Linked DNA regions of Mus musculus: region 2 is linked to region 1. Evidence: chromatin loops called from intact Hi-C (ENCODE). Cell type or tissue: heart. All regions are shown on one strand. Links, peaks and the distances in the headings refer to the core of each region. The heading gives the core; the rest is flanking DNA.

What was found. Peaks named below come from ENCODE experiments on the same cell type or tissue, not always from the same donor. Only the 100,000 strongest peaks of a DNase experiment are listed, where the experiment ranks them.
Region 2: it touches region 1 in a loop (2.6-fold over the local background); 4 of 42 quality-filtered maps call a loop at or near these places.

Annotation. Positions count from the first base shown.
Region 1 is chr11:48,601,384-48,610,248 of GRCm38, reverse strand. No RefSeq gene overlaps it. Among named protein-coding and RNA genes, the nearest start is that of Gm36109, 190 kb to the left of the region's middle. In heart, for the core only: no CTCF peak of the experiment used is centred there; a DNase peak (open chromatin) is centred at 4,798.
Region 2 is chr11:48,767,851-48,776,715 of GRCm38, reverse strand. No RefSeq gene overlaps it. Among named protein-coding and RNA genes, the nearest start is that of Gm36109, 27 kb to the left of the region's middle. In heart, for the core only: CTCF peaks have their summits at 1,000 (motif pointing right), 1,833 (motif pointing right) and 4,841 (motif pointing left); a DNase peak (open chromatin) is centred at 1,035.

The DNA of each region.
Region 1 (8,865 bases), core at 219-8,218:
AGGACTCAAAATTGGTGTCGTGTCTTCTGTGACTCTTCCTTCTTCCTTATCGGAATAAAAGTGAGTATAGAACACCACAATGTGAACTCTAACTAAAAAATTACATTTCCCAAAAAGAACCAATGATCTGTGATGGTTAATTTTTATGTGCGAACTTGACTGGGCCACATCAAGTATTGTCTGGATATGTTGGCCAAGGGTGTTTTTTTAGATAAGACTAGCATTTGAATTGGTGAATTCAGAGAATTAGACCACCCTTCCCAGCATGGATGGGAATCATTCATTCCACTAAGTGCTAAATATAATACAAAGTTGAAGGAAGGATTCACCTCTTCCTGCTTGACTGCTTTGGCCAGACATTGGTTTTGCTCTACCCTTGCACTGCGATTAGCATCATTGCTCCTGTAACCTTCAGACTTAAACTAAATAACATCTCTCCACTTCTTGGCTCTTTAGCTTGTGGCCAGCAGATCACTAGATTTCTGAACTTCTACGAGCCAATTTTCCATGATCATATATATATATGTTTATGATGAGGTTATGTGTTCAAAAACTTCATAAATTGAAAATACTGTAAATAAAAATGTTTATATACATGCAATCTATATGGACTACTTTTCTCATTGCTGTGCACCGACAGTTGACACAAAGCAACTTAAGGGAGGAAAGGTGTATTTTGGCTCCTGGTTCAGGTGTACAGGACAGCACAGTTAGGAAGTCATGGTAGGAGGACCAGCTCCCATCTGTGGTGGCCAGAGGCTGCTTGCTCATTTTATTAGATCAGAAGCCAGAGACAAAGGCACATTGGTGCTTTAATTGCTTTCCCTTTTTTGCCTTGTTTATTTGGTTTGAGACCTGGCTTGTTGGATGGTACCTTCCATATCCAGCATGTCTTTCCCATTAGTTAATTCTCTTTGGTATAGTCTTCACTTTTCTGCCCAAATATGTGCTTTTCTAATGCCATAGGCATTTCTTAATACAACCAAGCTAACAAAATTCACCATCACATAATGTATGATACAGCTTCTTTCAAACTGAGGTATAATTATTTCATCACGATTATTACTATTATTATACATGTGTGTGTTTGCATGGCTGTGAGTGCCATAGCATGTGTGTGTGTGTGCATATGTGTGCATGTCCTCATGAATAGGTCAGAGGACAGTGTTTGTGAGCCAGTTCTCTCCTTCCACTATGGGTTTCAGTGACCAACTCAGGTTTTCAGGCATGCATGAGAAGCACTTACCCCCTGAGTCATCTTTACATCTCCAATGCAACCTCTAAAAATGATTAAATTGTGGGTTATGACCCCATGTCAATCTTGTAAATGAATGTGGGGGTTGTAAAAAGTTTGGCATGAGTAAAAGGTTTCTGAATGTACAACCACCGAAAATTAAATAAAAAATCAAATGTGTAACTAATCTGGGCTGTTTCTGGGAGTGCTTGTCTATGCTGTATCCTGTGAGTTCACTACAGCCTCCATTCTGAATACAGCATGTACATTTTGCATTGCACATGGCATCATGCCACACAATGCCAAAAAGTGTTGCCCAAAATACCTCAGTACAGATTTGAGGCTACTGTATGTTACAAATCGTTTTTACTGTGCATACAGTGTTGCCTGCTGTACTATGGAAAGCAAAGTTTTAAACGATGGATTTTCCACTGTCATTTCTCAGCATATAAATATCAAAGTAATATATCTTTAGATTGTATTGTGTTAGAAGGTTTGACTTCAAAAAGTTATTTGAGTTGAGTTTTACAATATACACAAATCACTGCAGATGTGATGATTTTGAACTCTGGCTTGAGATTAGAACAGAAAATGTCTACAATTTCTGAAATGGTGATAAATATACCTCTATGATTTTGTACCATGTATTTATGGGAAATAGTGTTTTCAGCATTATTATAAAATTAAATTATTGAACAGACCTGAAAAATGCTGACAATGGTCTGTGTCTATTAACCAACTATTTAGCCAAGAGTTAAATTTTTGTGTAAAAATATACAAGCACCTTCATCCCATTGGTAAGAACATTTACTTTCATTATTAATAGATGATAAAGTTAATGTATGTTAAAGAATTGCTTTAAAATAAATTAATGCTTTGTTTAGTGTTTGATTTATAATATATATGGAAAATAATAGCAAGTGGGACATTTAAGTAGCCCTGATCCAAGGACTATGCTGTTTTATTAACAGAGAACATGGTAGAGTCGTGGTCCTTTATCCTCACTGTTTTGTGATTGACAGAGAGCAGCTCAATGCTGCCCACCATCCTGAGAGCATTGTAACAGTGCTTATTTCTAGTTTAGGCAAACACCAAAATTCAAGTATGCTTTCTATGTATGCGTGCCACTTTTATAGCATGATAAAGCTGAAAAATTGTCATTTGACCCTTTATAAGCTGAGGGACCATTGGCTCTATAAGTTTTCTTGGGAAACACTGAAAAGTAAGAAAGAGAATGAGATGCCTTTAATAAGAGACATTTTCATTAGTGTTCAGAAAAATCATTTCATAATGTCAACAGTGACAGTATAATAGGGTTCTGAAGTCTCTTGTCTTTTTTCCTTAGGCCTGCCATCGCCTTCTGACAGCTCTAGGTAGAAGCTTCTATTGAAAGAGCAAGTCCAAAGACAAGCAAGTTCTTTTTCTCTTGGGGTGAGTCCAGTGAGTTGTGAAATTCCTAGCCCTCTGGCTTCCTTATTCCTGGCTGTATAGTGAGGTCATCCAGCAGGTGAGTGTGTAGAGCCTGCCTTCTGGGTTCACTGGTCCCCCTACAGTTTAATAGTTAATCTTATCACATTTCAATGCTAACTCTGTGGGACTCCAGGAGGTGAGAAACCCCAAGAACCTAGGGCATGGGCATTTAGATTTACCTTCCTGCTCCTCATATCATAGTTTGAGCTCTAGCACCCACATGCCAGCTCACAACCATTTGCAACTCCAGTTCCAGGGGATGGGACACCCTCTTCTGGCCTCTTTGGGCACTGAGCATGCATGGGGTGGACACACATACACTTATACATTCGGGCAAACCACCCACAAGTAAAATGAAAAAAAAAAGCTGGTATTGGGGGATGCTCTTGTAATCCCAATGCTGAGAGATAAGAGACAGGCTGATCCTTGGGCTTCACTGGTTAGCAGACCAAGGCAAACTGGTGAGTTCCCACTAAAAGTGAGAGCAAGGTGAAGGATAACTGAGGGAGACACTTAAGACAGACTTCTAGATTTCTGCCTTCCTGTCTGTTCTCTTTGTCTCTCTGTCTCTGTCTCATATATATATATTTATAACAGGCTATCCATGAGGGCCAAGTTAGCCAATGATGTTTTAAAGAAAGGCACAAAGAGAGTTGTCTACAGCTGTAAGTTGGCATGTGTGTTATGTGTGCTGTGGAGTGGAAAGATGTCAAGGCATCCCTTTTATTTTCTGCTTATTTTTGCTCTTCAGACACAAATACTTGTCGGCTTCTAATCAATGCTGCCTTTTTTGAAGGGGTTTCAACAGAGACAAGCTTTCCTCTCTGCTCCTGTCAAGGCAATGGGCCCCTATTGAGGCACTCATTCTAATTTACCTAACCGAGGGCATTTTCCTTCCGCAAGCTTATTGTTTTGATGTGTGCTGCAGATTTGTCATGATTAAGGTATCCTCTCTGTTTTTAAGATAAAGACTGACCTTGTCTTTCTTGAGGTGAATGACTGATGGAAGCAATGTACATCTTTTTAACCACCCAGTCGGGTTAATTGGATGCTTTCTATTCAGGGACCTACATGTTCTGATTTAACATCAAAATCTCTGTAAAAGGCTTGATGCTGGAAAGATTAAATCTCGGACTAACCAGTGGACACAAGAGACGGGGAGATAGATTTTTTAAATTGACTCATTATAATATAGAGTGGTGTGATAGTGAGAAACAGGAGTGGGATGGGCCTCTCACACTAGAGATGTTCATACAGTGTAGGAGGATCTCTGAGAAGTTATAGGGTTGATTTATTCATCTCAAGACCTTGGGACATATGAGGAACATTTGCATTATTTTCTGGGAATATTTCTATTATTTTAAGCTCACTTTGTTCCAAGGGTCAGGGTATATAAGTATATGATATGTGTGGTCAGACAAAGATTCCTGAGAAATCTCATCCTCTATATTAAAAGTGCTCTCCACCCTGCATTTGTGTATATAGATATGAGTGTGTGAATGTAATACACACACACACACACACACACACACACACATCTCTATCTCTATCTCTATCTCTATCTCTATCTCTATCTCTATCTCTATCTCTATCTCTATCTCTATCTCTATCTCTATCTATCTATCTATCTATCTATCTATCTATCTATCTATCTATCTATCTATCTGAACACTTGGTTTCCAACTGGAGTTGCTTGAATAGGTCATGGGAACTTGAGGAGGTAGAGCCCCTTCCTATGGGAAGTGTGTCACTTGGAGTAGACTTTTAAGATTAATAGTCTGCCATCCACTTCCTATTCTGTTTTTCTGCTTTCTGTGTGTAGCTAGAAATGCTATCAGCCAGCTTCCCACCCTGGCAGCCATGTTCTGCCTTCCCCATCACAAGGAGGTGAACTCTATCCCTCTGGAACCATAAGCCAAAATAAACGCTTTATTTTTTACATTGCATTTGTCAGGATATTTTATATAGCAACAGAAAAGTAACACATCTGGCTTGTCTAAACCCTCCCTGAGCACACATTGTTCCCAAGAAACTACTTGGAAAGTTCCCAAGGCAGAAGGCAATCAAACTCAAGCAATAACCTTCAGGGAGTAGGTAGGAAGTGTGATGTTTGCTTTCCTTGGCAGTCATTTCTCCCATGTCTGAGAAGGGAAGAGCCCAGGGCTACATTTTCTAAGTGGTCTCAGAAGGGCCTGAGGCTCGCAGCCAAGTAGCTGGTTGTCACTGAAGGCCAAACATTTGGTTTCGAGTTCAGCTCCCGTTTGGAATTCCTTTCCCAGACTTCAAAGTGTGAGACTTCGCTGTTGTGGTTTACTTATTTTCCCTTTATTCTTAGCTGTGTTAGCTTTCTGGCAGGGAGTCAAGGTGTTCTGTGAAGGCTACAGCAGCCCTTAGGTATTTGTAAGACGAGGAAAATGCCAGGAACAAGGTGTGAAGGTGATGTACAGAAATTGGACAGCGGGGAATTTAGTGAGCTTTGTCGTGCTTTCCTTGTCCTTTCTCTTTAGGAACAGAGAAAGTCAGAAGTAATACAATCCATAAATGTTCCTTCCTTCCTTGTTCTCCTCTTCCATCTCTTCTCCTTCTATTTTTCCCATACATCCGTTATCTATCCATCTGTTCATCCATGTACCCACTCATCCAACCATCCATCATCCATGCATGCAATATTTATTACTATATATATATAAAAACCAACCAGGCATCTCTTGTGCTACCAAGATAGATGTTTAGTCCCTGGCTTCTGGAAATGTGTAACTGAGGGAAGAAGACAGCACTGTCATCATCACCACTGAACTTTATGTACTTGGTCCAAACAACCAGGTAAAGAAGGGCTGTTACCTTTGAACAGCATGGGGCTGATGGTCAGGAGAAGGTCCTCAGAGCAGGGTTCCCAAATATATCCTGAAGAGTTAGGAATCACAGAGGGAGGGATGAGATCCAAGGTCACATGAAGGGGGGTTTTGAACATAGACAGAAAAGGATGAACTAAAGATGTACCATTACATAAATGGCTTTGAAAAACATGTAAGACTTTGCAGCTTCTGGAAGCTTCTGCTGACATGTACCAGGTTGTCAGGACCCAGTGTGATTGGTGGTGGACTGTGCAGGGGACTGTCATGTCACTGATATTAAAAAAAATGTCCCCTTTTGCATTTACTTCAGACCAATCCTAGTATTGAGCGCTTTGAGGACCTGACCTCACTGAACCACGTGTGACTATGGCGTATGTGCAATGAGAGAATGTTCTCAGTGATGCCCAGTCACAGCTCTGAATAACGCTGAATCCCAACGTTACCTTTTTATTTCTTTTTCTGCTTACTTCAAGGAGAAAGTTTCAGTTTGAAGCCTGGGTATTTTTAACTTTATTTTTTTTTATATCTTTGCTAATTTTAATATTAATACAGAGAAGGCAGCCTGAGGCCCAGAACCCCCAGTTGCAAAAGGTACTTTATCAGAGTTTAACTGATTTTTAGTTTCATTGACTAAGATGAAAATTTCATACGACTCTTCCTGCTATTGTTATGGTTGCTATCAATCTACGGCTTTCATTTGTGGCAGCAATATAATGCTTCCTGCTAAGTGAAACCATGGATTGATTTAAAGGAAAAATATATTACCTAATTCATAGTTCATGCAGATCTGGCAAGCCTCAGGAAGGACTATGCCTGGAATTATCTCATTCCTTGTAACAACTGTGTGAGTTGAGAATACCCCTTTAATCTAAAGTTTACATTTTAAGAAATCAAGGTGCCTGGGAGTGTGGGGATTTAGGGCAGTTGGTAGACTGCCTGCCTGGTATATGTGAGGTCCTGGATTTGATCCCCAGTGTTGCATAAAACTGGATGTGATAGCCTGCTCCTATAGTCACAGCACCTGGGAAGTGGCAAAGGAAGATGAGAAATTCAGGATTATTTTTTTTAGTTACACAGTGATCATGAGGCCAGACTGAGCTGCAATGTGACCATCTCTCAAAAACCCAAACTCAAATCAAAATAGGTAGATTATAGAGATTTATAACTTGCCTTGCCTATTGTTATTTAGCTAGCAAGCTTCAGAACTTGGCTTTGAACCCAGGACTTTCTGGCCCTATGCCTTTAACCTCGAGGATACACACTTTCATAGATATCAGGTACCTGATAGCTGGTGAAGGTGGGATTCTAGATGACGGAGTTGGAATGGTCTGGTGAAGCCATGCAGGCCAGTATTACACAGTTCAGTCTCCACTCTCTTTTGAATGCATTAAGGATTAATCCTGTTTAGAACATGTGTTACAAATCCACAGTGACAAACTATGGAGCATCTTCGTGGACTGTGGTTCTGAGGTTCTAAATGTCCAATGTTCTAAATGTTCTGTGGGTCCTAGGTTCTAAATGTTCAATCTAGGATACCCACCTGCTTACTGAGACACAGGTGAGTGGTAGGTGAGAAGTTGAGTTCCCCAAAAGACAGAAGTTCCCTTTCTACCCTCCTATTTGGTGGACTCCACTACTACCCACTACAATTGTTAGAATGTTGGCATCTTTGTTGTTTCACATTCCTGCCCCCAGCTGTCTCTCACTTGGTGTCTCCGTCTTTTAAGCTCTCATTCAAATCTCATCTCTGCTATGGTTGTGAGATAATTGCTGTGACTTTTCTTCTAGGATAACGCCGTGGGTTTCTCACCATGTTAGACCGCTTTCCTGTACTATAACAGTGACATGCAGCCATCGATTTATAAAGAAGAAAGGTTTCTTTTGGCTCTTAGTTATGGAGATTGTAGTCAATAATTGCTTGACCTCATTGCTTTGAACCCTGGGCTGAGGGGGCTTGGGTACCAATCCACTAACATCTGAGCCTTTGAGAGACACTGAGGTTTTAATGATGGCGCTCTCCAGATCTGTGACTCACCACCCTGCACCCGTCATCCCTCTTTGACTCTGCTTTCCTCTTCTGGGCCCATCATTTAAATTTCCCCACTGCTCTGGCAATGCTGACCTACCATCATGATTCTCTTACATTTAAGCCTTTGCACAGACTGTTCCTTCTTATTTCTTAAAAAAAAAAAATCAGTCATTCCTTTGATGCAGTCACGAGTCACAAGGCTCTTTGTTTATTTAATATACTCATCTCAGAGTTCTACACGGAGGGGATTGTGATTCCCACTCACTGTGTTAGACCACGGGGCACAGAGAATGGGTAACTCTCTCATGGTCATGCTGTTGGCAAACCACACACAGGGTTCAAAGCTGCAAAGCAGCCGCCGTCACCTTCCATGGCTTGTGACCTTGTGTTTGCATGGGTGATTTTTGCACAGCACATTTGTTAGGTCTCATCTTTAATATTGATTCCTCTTAGAAGTCTTTCTCAGTGCCTCTGGGCTGAGTTAGGATTCTCTTTGTAGCACGTTCCTACAGTATCACCTGCTTCTTCAAGTTAGATATAATTTCTTCCTTGTCTACAGTATCTCTTGCACAGTGAGTGACAGGATGCCATTTCTCCAGTTATAACCTTGACATCAGAGCACATAGTGAACATACTACATGACTGTTGAGTTTGTGCAGCAAGTCTATTTTTCCCTCTCTCTCAGTTTCTGTTCTGACATTTACCTCTGCAATGTCCTCCCTCCCTCCCTTCCCTACACACACTCCCATATCCTTGAGTTTATTTTTTTTTCCTTTGTATGATCTCCTGTATGACTGGCCATATTTTCAAGCATTTCTGCCACTATGGTAAATAGCTGAAACAATCAGTTGTAAAGAGAATTGATTTCTTTTGGCTCACAGTTTTGAAGGTCTCAGTGCACAGCCCGGTGTTCCCCTTGAGTGCACCTGAGCTGAGGCTGTACATCATGTCAGGGTACATGACCAAGAAAAGGTGGACACTCTGCTGAGCTACAGAACAATACAATTAATTTTGAACTAAAATTTGGTCCTTTTTCATAGCTGTTGCTCATCTGGCTCCAGGCAGTCTTTGGATCTGGGAGTGAAGGGTCTTTGTTGGGCTGCTTTAACTTCATAGGATACCTGAGACCAACCCAGTTGGAAGAAGAGTGGTCTCAGATTAGAATAAGTGGTTGTCTTTTGATGCAAGGTCTTCTCTAGATGAATGATTCTGAACTTTGATCCCTGGCTTCTTCTGGAAAGTTATATAGGCTCTGTTGTTTGGAAGTTTGACATATT
Region 2 (8,865 bases), core at 387-8,386, 170 kb before region 1:
AGTAGAGAGATAGGACTAGAGACTCGAAGGCGGAGAGGAGTGGCCAGCCCTGCCACCTGGGGCCATGGTGAAGTCCCAGCCCTAGCCGCAACTTAGGGCCGTGTTTGGGATCATGGCTATTCAGCAGCAGCACTGGTCAGTGTTGATGTCCGTGGCTTCTATTACCACTAGAGAACATGGGGATGTTCCTGGTTGGGGTAGCTGCGGGGGACCACAGGGGCTGTGCAGAACTGGCTCTGCCCCTTGCTGGCTTTGGCTCTTTGGAGAGCCGGCCCTTCGCTCATGTAACGCACAGTGGAGCTGACCCTGGTGGTGCAGGCGTGGGTGAGCCATTCCGGAGGGCGTAAAAGCAAGAGAGCTGACCCTGCCTCCTGCTGATGGTGGCATTGGGTGGCCTAGCCAGAGCTGTGTTGGAGAACTTGTCCTGGTGGTGTGTATAAGGGAAAGTTGGTGTGCCTGCCAGCTCAGCTGCCACCCAGGCCCGGATCCAGGGCTCCGAGTTGGCCCACTGCAAAATCTAAACCATCAGTGTAAGGTTGGTATGAATGAAAGGGCCAGTCTTGCTGATCCAAAGGTGCAGGATCTCCGTGACTCAGGGCAACAATAGGATAACAGACTGATGATGTCACAGAAGCCAGAGACCTCGATGAACATTTGCAAGTGAAGATGTGTGGACAGAGGGATAGACTGTGTGACACAGTGTGACACACTACAGCTTCCACAATAAGCTGTTTTCCATGCTTTGTCTTGCTTATTATTTATTTATTTTTAAAAATTATTTCCTTCTGTTAGGGAGGTTTCAAGGGTGGAGGCGCACGGTGTGAAATTCACAAAGAATCAATAAATCAAAAAAAGTTAAAAAACCAAACCAAAACAAACCAAAACAAAAAACCAAAAAAAAAAAAAAAAAAAAAATCCCCACAACGACATAGCAACAGCTGGTTGGGTTCAGGGTCTTGAGTAATTTTTGGAGTGGGAGAGTCAGCTTTCCAAATCTTTTCCTGCAGGTGGCAGTGTTGGGACGAGAATCAAATAGAACACCAGGACAAGAATACCTGTCCCAATTTCCTTTCCCCCGGGACCAGGGGAAGCAGTGTCGGAAGGGAGGGAGCTCTGTGGTGTTTCACTGTAAGGTTTTAAGGTATTTAGCGGTTCTGTTTTTCCTTTTAGTATCGCCATGGGCGATTGGATGAAGGATATGTCTTCCTTTACTGTTTCAGCAGTGACTTGAAATGACAGGAATTACTAGATACATTAACTTCAGACTGCAGAAATGCTTTAATTTTCAAAGTTCTCTCCTAGTTAAAGAAATTGCATGCTTGTATTTCCTCTCAAGAGGAGACTGCTTTTTCTGCAATTTGGATACCTTTAGGATCAATCTATATTTTCAAGGCAAAATCAATTAGGGAGAAAGGATTTGAATCAACCTTAGGCTGTGTCCTGCTGATTGACTGGCGTGTGTGAGTGTGTATGTGAGTGTGTGTGTGTGAGAGAGTGTGTAATGGTGCACACATGGAGGTCACGGGGAAACCTTCAGTAGTTAGTTCTTACCAACATGGGTCTCGGGGATCCACTGAGCTATCTCACAGGTCCAGCCTTGCATTCTTATTATATACGTGTGTATGTGGTGTATGTGTCGGTGTGTGTGTGTGTGTGTGTGTGTGTGTGTGTGTGTGTGTGTGTGCTTATGAGTGCTGATGCCTTCAGAGGTCAGAGGTGTTGGATCCCTGGAGCTGGATTTAACAAACTCAGGTCCTCTGAAGAGCTGTGAACCACTGAGAATCTTCCCAACGCCAGCTGAGCATTCTAAAATGAACCAGTAGGTGGCGCTCACTTATTTCGTATTTATATTAAATTAGCGTTCAATTGTGCCTGGCCTTCTGTGATACGGAGTTTTCATTGATAAAAACACTCTCTATGGCCCTAGTCAAATGTAACTCACGCTTTTGTATATAAAGGAAGGATCTGGGTTCCTTGCTTGTCAATGTAAACTTCTGGGTCCCACGGCTGTTGGGATCCACTAGGTCTTGCTAGTTCCAGAAATGTGCTGTTCAAGCGAGCACTTCCAGGTGATCACGTGGAACAGCACAGCGCAGAACTTTCTGAGTGAGGAATGCGGTTGTGGTGCCATGTTTTAAGATGGATTAATAGCCACTGCTTACTGGGACCTCATTATTTACTGAGCTCGGTGCTAGTGTTTTATTAACATGCAATTCTTCACACCATGAGGCAAATGTGTTGTTTTACCTCTTTACATGAGGAGAAAGTAAAGCACGCAGGCTTCAAGTAATTGTCACGGAGTCACGTAAATATTACAGCATGTAAATATTACCACTGTGATTTAAATTAGGTTTCCACAGTGGCTGGGTCTGCATTCTTAACAAATGCACAGATGGGCTTTGGGGTCTCTCCAGCTAATCCATTTCATGTGTGAAAAGGTCTTAAGGCTCTGTGGAGTGAGCCAAGCTTCAGGCCAGGTTTCTTTTCTTTCTTTTTTTTTTTTTTAAAGAAAGAAGGGGTGGGGTCAACCCCTTTAATCCATCAGGCCTTTGTTTTGTTTGTTTTTTTTTTTTTTTAGATTTATTTATTTATTATATGTAAGTACACTGTAGCTGTCTTCAGACACTCCAGAAGAGGGAGTTAGATCTTGTTACAGATGGTTGTGAGCCACCATGTGGTTGCTGGGATTTGAACTCTGGACCTTCGGAAGAGCAGTCAGGTGCTCTTACCCACTGAGCCACCTCACCAGCCCCCCAGGCCAGATTTCTTCAGGGGCCTGAGCTACACAGTACGGAGTCACAGCAATAACACTGGAGAAGGGGACGGCAGCCTTTATTCCAGCCCTTGTATATTCTTTACCAGAAGTATGAGACAGCGCCTGTCTCCCTACCAATTTTGTTATAGAAAGCAAGGTTCGGAGCCTAGAGTGTTCTCTGAGTACAGTCTTCTGAATGACTTGGAGAGTTAGGCTTGGAGCTGCATGGCTGCCTGTGACGCCAGCTCAGGAGTCTGAGGTCAGCTTGGACTGGACAGGACGACTCTCACTCAAATTTACCCTATTCCCTGACCTAGTCAGGCCGTCCAGTATTGGGGCTCAGGAGACTTCCACTTTAACAAATGCCCCAATGATCCGTCTCCATGTTGGAGAAATGGTGGACCAGAGGCACTCCGTGTTGTCAGCACAGACACAGACACCATGGGCTTGAGCTTTGGAGGTCTGTCTTCCCCTGGTGAGTGCCTCAACTGGGAGTTACGTGATGAAAACACAGCTTCAAGCAGGAGCTGTAAACAGACAAGGAACAGGAAAGAGCTCCTGTGTGTGTGTGTGTGTGTATGTGTGTGTATATGTGTGTGTGTATGTGTGTGTGTATGTGTGTGTGCATGTGTGTGTGTATGTGTGTGTATATGTGTGTGTGTATGTGTGTGTGTATGTGTGTGTGTGTATGTGTGTGTGTATGTGTGTGTGTGTGTGTGTGTGTGTGTGAGAGAGAGAGAGAGAGACAGAGACTCTTGCTTGCTGAAGAACTGATACCTGTTAAGCATGTAGCCCAGGCTATATGACCTCTCCAGGGCGGGGTTACAGATTCGCACCAAGTACCTGGCTTGAGCACTTTTTAATGTAAGAGACTGTTGCGGATCCCACTTTCAGTTTAACTTTACATGCTCAGGAACTAAAACCTATTATTCTTTAAAACAATCTTCAAATACTTCTTTCATTTTCAGAGTGATGATAGACTTAAACTTGTTGCTAAGTGGATCACATTGAGGAAGTGTTAGCATTTCCTCTAGGCTCTGCCCAACAGTGACCTGCAGTTAACTGCTAGAAACAGACAGGTACAAGCTAGCCATTGAGCTTATAAAATGGACGTTTCTCTCCTCCCTCCCCCTTTCCCTCTCCCTTTCCCTCTCCTTCCTCTCTCTGTGTCCCTGGCTGGTCTCTTCCCCTCTTTATCTCTTCCTCTCGCCTCTCTCTTTCTGTCCTTCTCTGCCCTCCTCCCTCCTCTCCCTCTACCCCCTTCCCAGGATCCAAATAAACTCCCTTTTATATTAGGCTTGACATATGACTGTTCAGGGTGACACCTTGGTAGGGCCCAGCAAGGACCTCCCTCCCTGACCCCTCAGGCTGCTGGTTTATAATATACAACAGGAAGCATGTTAGAAAGCTCAGTAATGATTATCTAGTGAACATGCCCCCAAAGTCCTTCCAGATAAAAAGGATATTCACAGCAACCCAAAGAGCCCTTCCTGATCTCACTCAGTTATGACTCCTTTCCCACTCCTCAAATGTAACTGTTGCTGTTGTTGTTATTGAGACAGGATCTCAATGTAACTCTGGTTATTCTGGATCTTTCTATGTAGACAAGGTCTGCCTGGAACTCATTGAGACTTTTCTGCCTCCAGCTTGTTGGGATTAAATAAATGTACAACATGCCACACTGTACCTCGTATGTTAATCTCTAATAGAAGGTGATTTAAAAAAAGATAGGCAGCTTTTGTTTTGTTCAACTTCATATAATTCTTTGGGCCCCCATTATATGCCTGCTGCTGGGAATATAGAGTGAAAACTCTCTCTGCCCAGTGGAGTCCGTTATTGACAGGAAAGGCAAGACTGAAAATCAGTCGTAAAAAGTGGTGATTGTGCTGTGTGCTACAAACTTGGAAGGACAGGAGGCTGGGCACAGTTGTTTCCTTAAAGAGGTACAAAGAGGGCTGGAGAGATGGCTCAGTAGTTAAGAGCACATACTGCTCTTGCAAAGGACCAGTATTTAGTTTCTAAATCTCACATCTGGTGGCTCCTAACCACTTGCAACTCTAGGTCTAAGAGGATCCACTGCCCTCTGCTGGCCTCCGTGGGCACTGCCCCATAATTAAAAAAAAACAAAACAAAAAACCAAACATCTTTAAAATAGCAAGAGACACAATGAGAGTAAAAGAGTAAAGACGAATATAGGACCCAATAAAGAGCTATATCCACTTAAAGGGACTTGTTTTTATAGTATGAACAACAGTGTGGGGCATTGGGCTATTCACAGACAGGCTGGTCTCCAGTTGAGCTGAGATCTGAACCCCGGAATGGTGATAATTCATCTACATGACACAGTGGGCATTCCCTCATGCTCCTGGAACTCTGGCTCCTGCCCAAGGTACCACCCCCCACAGCCCCCACAAGAGAAGCATGACTAGAAGTCACGTATGCAATGGCCCAAGCTTCTGACCTTCAGGCTAAACTCCTCTCCAGTTACCTAGCAACAGTAAAATAAGACAGCATACTTTAAAAGGGGCTGTTTGGCCTCTCCTTGCTCTCTCACTTCTCTCACTCCTCTCTTCTCTCTCTTTGTCTTCTTTCCTCTCTCACTCCTCTCTCTTCTCTTTTTGTCTTCTCCTCTCCTCTCCTCTCCTCTCCTCTCCTCTCCTCTCCTCTCCTCTCCTCTCACTCTTACTCTCTCTCTCTAGCCTTTCCCCCTCTCTCTTTTCTACCTTCTCTCTTTTTCCCTGCCTTTCTATAAAAGAGCTCTAAAACCTTAGAGTGTCTCTGCTCATCAAGGCCCACTGAGCTTGGAGGATGGGACAGGCTTTCTCCTAATGAGCCATTTCTAATCTCCCATTAGAAGGCCTTCCTGTGCTCCAGTTAGATCCACTGCACTCACTCTTGCCGGTGTGGGAACCTCTCATCTCTCTTCCATGTCTCCCATAACCCCGGGGCTTTAGAGAGTAGCTCTGGGGCTCCCAGGTTGGGCAGCCCCTTGTCCACCCCCTGAAGAGTGGGTCAGAGGCTTGGATGCCCACCCGGGGTTGAGTGGAAAGAGTCTGGCAGCCCTCCCACCACACCTGCCTGTCCAGAGCAAAAGTGGAACTCTGGCGGGGCGTGGGCCTTTTCCTCCCTCTCTTTTCCAGGGCCCCCTTTTTAGTTCCCACACAACAGGACCATGTTACTCCTCCACAAAGGTAGTATGGTATACACATGACCTTTGGAGAGGACTGGGCTTAAACGATCCATATAGTGGTCTGGCTAAGTCCAAGTGGAAAGACATGTGACATGTCCTGCAGACATTATAAAATAAAGCGGATCTGTTTATCTCTAAATGATGAAGGAAAATTAGATATTTTCCATGCATTTTGTCTTAATTAGCAGAAAGGTTGGGACAACAACTTTAGCTTATTAAAAGGGATTTCATTTACACTTGTGGTTTTAAAACAGGAAATGTTTTTGGAGTTCAGTGAGTATCCAGACAGATTTCAAAGCAGGAGAAGGTGACACTAGGTGACATTAACAGTTTTTTTTTTTAAAGATTTGTTTATTTATTATATATAAGCACACTGTAGTTGTCTTCAGACACTCCAGAAGAGGGCATCAGATCTCATTAAAGATGGTTGTGAGCCACCATGTGGTTGGTGGGATTTGAACTCATGACCTCTGGAAGAGCAGTCAGTGAGCACTCTTAACTACTGAGCCACCTCTCCAGCCAACATTAACAAATTTTGGGGTGAGCTTCTGAACTTGGCCCATATATATATTTGGTTTTTCGAGACAGGGTTTCTCTGTATAGCCCTGGCTGTCCTGGAACTCACTTTGTAGACCAGGCTGGCCTTGAACTCAGAAATCCGCCTGCCTCTGCCTCCCAAGTGCTGGGATTAAAGGCATGGGCCATCACGCCCAGCTGGTCATTTATATTTTTATGAACATCTACACTTTTTTTTTCCCTTCTAAGATAGGGTCTCCTGGAGTCCAGGCTGGCTTTGAACTCATTATGTAGCCAAGGATGACCTTGAACTTCTGCCCTTCCTGCCTCTTCCCACTGTGCTAGAATTCTAGGTGTGTGTTACTGCACTTGGTCTGTGTGGTGCTAGGATTGCGCCCAGGGCTTTGTGCTTGCCAGGCAAACTCTATCAATTAAACTTCACCCCAGCCCCAGGCAGTATTCTTACACTAGCCTACTATGAATCCCTTAAATGTATAATTTAGAATATGTCGGTTATAATGTTGTAGGTTCATTTGAACGAAAGAGGAAATATTGGTGGGTGAACTATACTTGTGCACTAAAATAAAGCGTTTTAAATATTTTTCCATTAGAAACTTGAATGAATGATCATCTTTCACTTATGGCCTAAGAAGACTCATAAAAAATTCACTTTGGAAAGCAGGGGATGACAATATTACTGTCAAAGAAAGTAGAATTTAAGGAAAGAGAGTCACATGAATCCAAGAGTGTTCTTTAATGTACACGAGGAAGAACAGATTCTGGAGCTAATTTGAGAAAATGTCTAAACCCCTTGAAGATCAGCTTCATAAATCCTGAGAGTCCGAGGTGCGCTCAAGGGTAGGGACTGCTGATGTTGACCACGTAAGCCTTGCTTGCCATGGTACCTCCCTCACCTCTCTCCAAAACCCATGCTCTTTGCAGTGTGACTCTGCAGGGTGAGGCTCTGAACCTACATTGATTTTTGTGGCGTCTTTAGCAAACAAAATGTATTACAGATGATTATTGCTCGTTCCCAGCCAAGGCAAGACTGAGAAAATAGGCATCATTGGCTAAAAGTGAACAGTCACTTTTGTTATGTTTACTTCCTTATTTTGTGTAAAAGTATGTGGGCATGTGTTTATGTGTGTGTGTATGTATGTGTGTGTGTGAGTGTGTGTGTGTGTGAGAGAGAGAGAGAGAGACAGAGAGAGAGAGAGAGAGACAGAGAGAGAGAGACAGAGAGAGAGAGACAGACACAGAGACAGACACAGACAGACACAGAGACAGAGAGGCAGAGATGGTGGAGAGAGACAGAGATGGAGAGAGACAGAGCCACAGGCAGAGACAGAGAGGCAGAGGACAGCTGTTTGGAGTTGGTGCTTTCCTTCCACCACATGAGTTCGAAGGATTGAACTCAGGTCATCGGGCTTGGCAGCAAGTGCCTTAACCCACTGAGCCATCTTGCTGGCTCAACAGTCACTCTTTTGGTCAAAATAAAGAGATGTTTGGCACTTTATGGGTAGCACAATAACCTTACAGTTGTCTGCTTAGACAAAATTATAATGTGACTAACGTCATCTTATTTATTTGTTGTTTAATTATCTATCTATCTATCTATCTATCTATCTATCTATCTATCTATCATCTGTCTTCTCTCTCTCTGAGGTCTCTTGAAGCTCAGAATGGCCTCAAGCTTTCCATGTGGTTGTGGAGGACTTTGAACCCCTGATCTTCCTGCTTTCACTTCCCAAGTGCCGGGATTGCAGGCTGCCACCACCATAACTGTGTGCTTCATCTCTTTTAGTTGTTTGACGTTGTCTTTCTGAGACTTTTTTTTTTAAGATTTATTTATTTTATGTATGTGAGTACATTGTAGTTGTACAGAGAGCTGTGAGCCTTCATGTGGTTGTTGGGAATTGAATTTTAGGACCTCTGCTGTCTCTGGTCAACTCGTCTTGCTCAGTCTCTGTTCGCGCTGGTTCAAAGACTTATTTATTATTATACATAAGTACACTGTAGCTGTCTTCTGACACACTAGAAGAGGGCATCAGATCTCATTACGGATGGTTGTGAGCCACCATGTGGTTTCAGGAATTTGAACTCAGGACCTTCAGAAGAGCAGTCTATGCTCTTGTCCACTGAGCCATCTCACCAGCCCCTGAGATGGTTTTTGTCCAACAGAGAACTTCACGGCTGTGCTTGTGAACACCTGGGCAGCTCCCAAATGCCAGGGTCTTCTTTCTCCCACCTTTCATGTACAGGTTAGGGGACCTGCAGGGTATTGGTGAGAAAGCTGATTTGTTTTATCTGCCATGGGTATAATCATACTTGCTGTCTGTCTGGTGTTTTCCACTAGGGTCAGGCAATGCCTAATATTCACTATTTTTTTTTAACCATACAATTT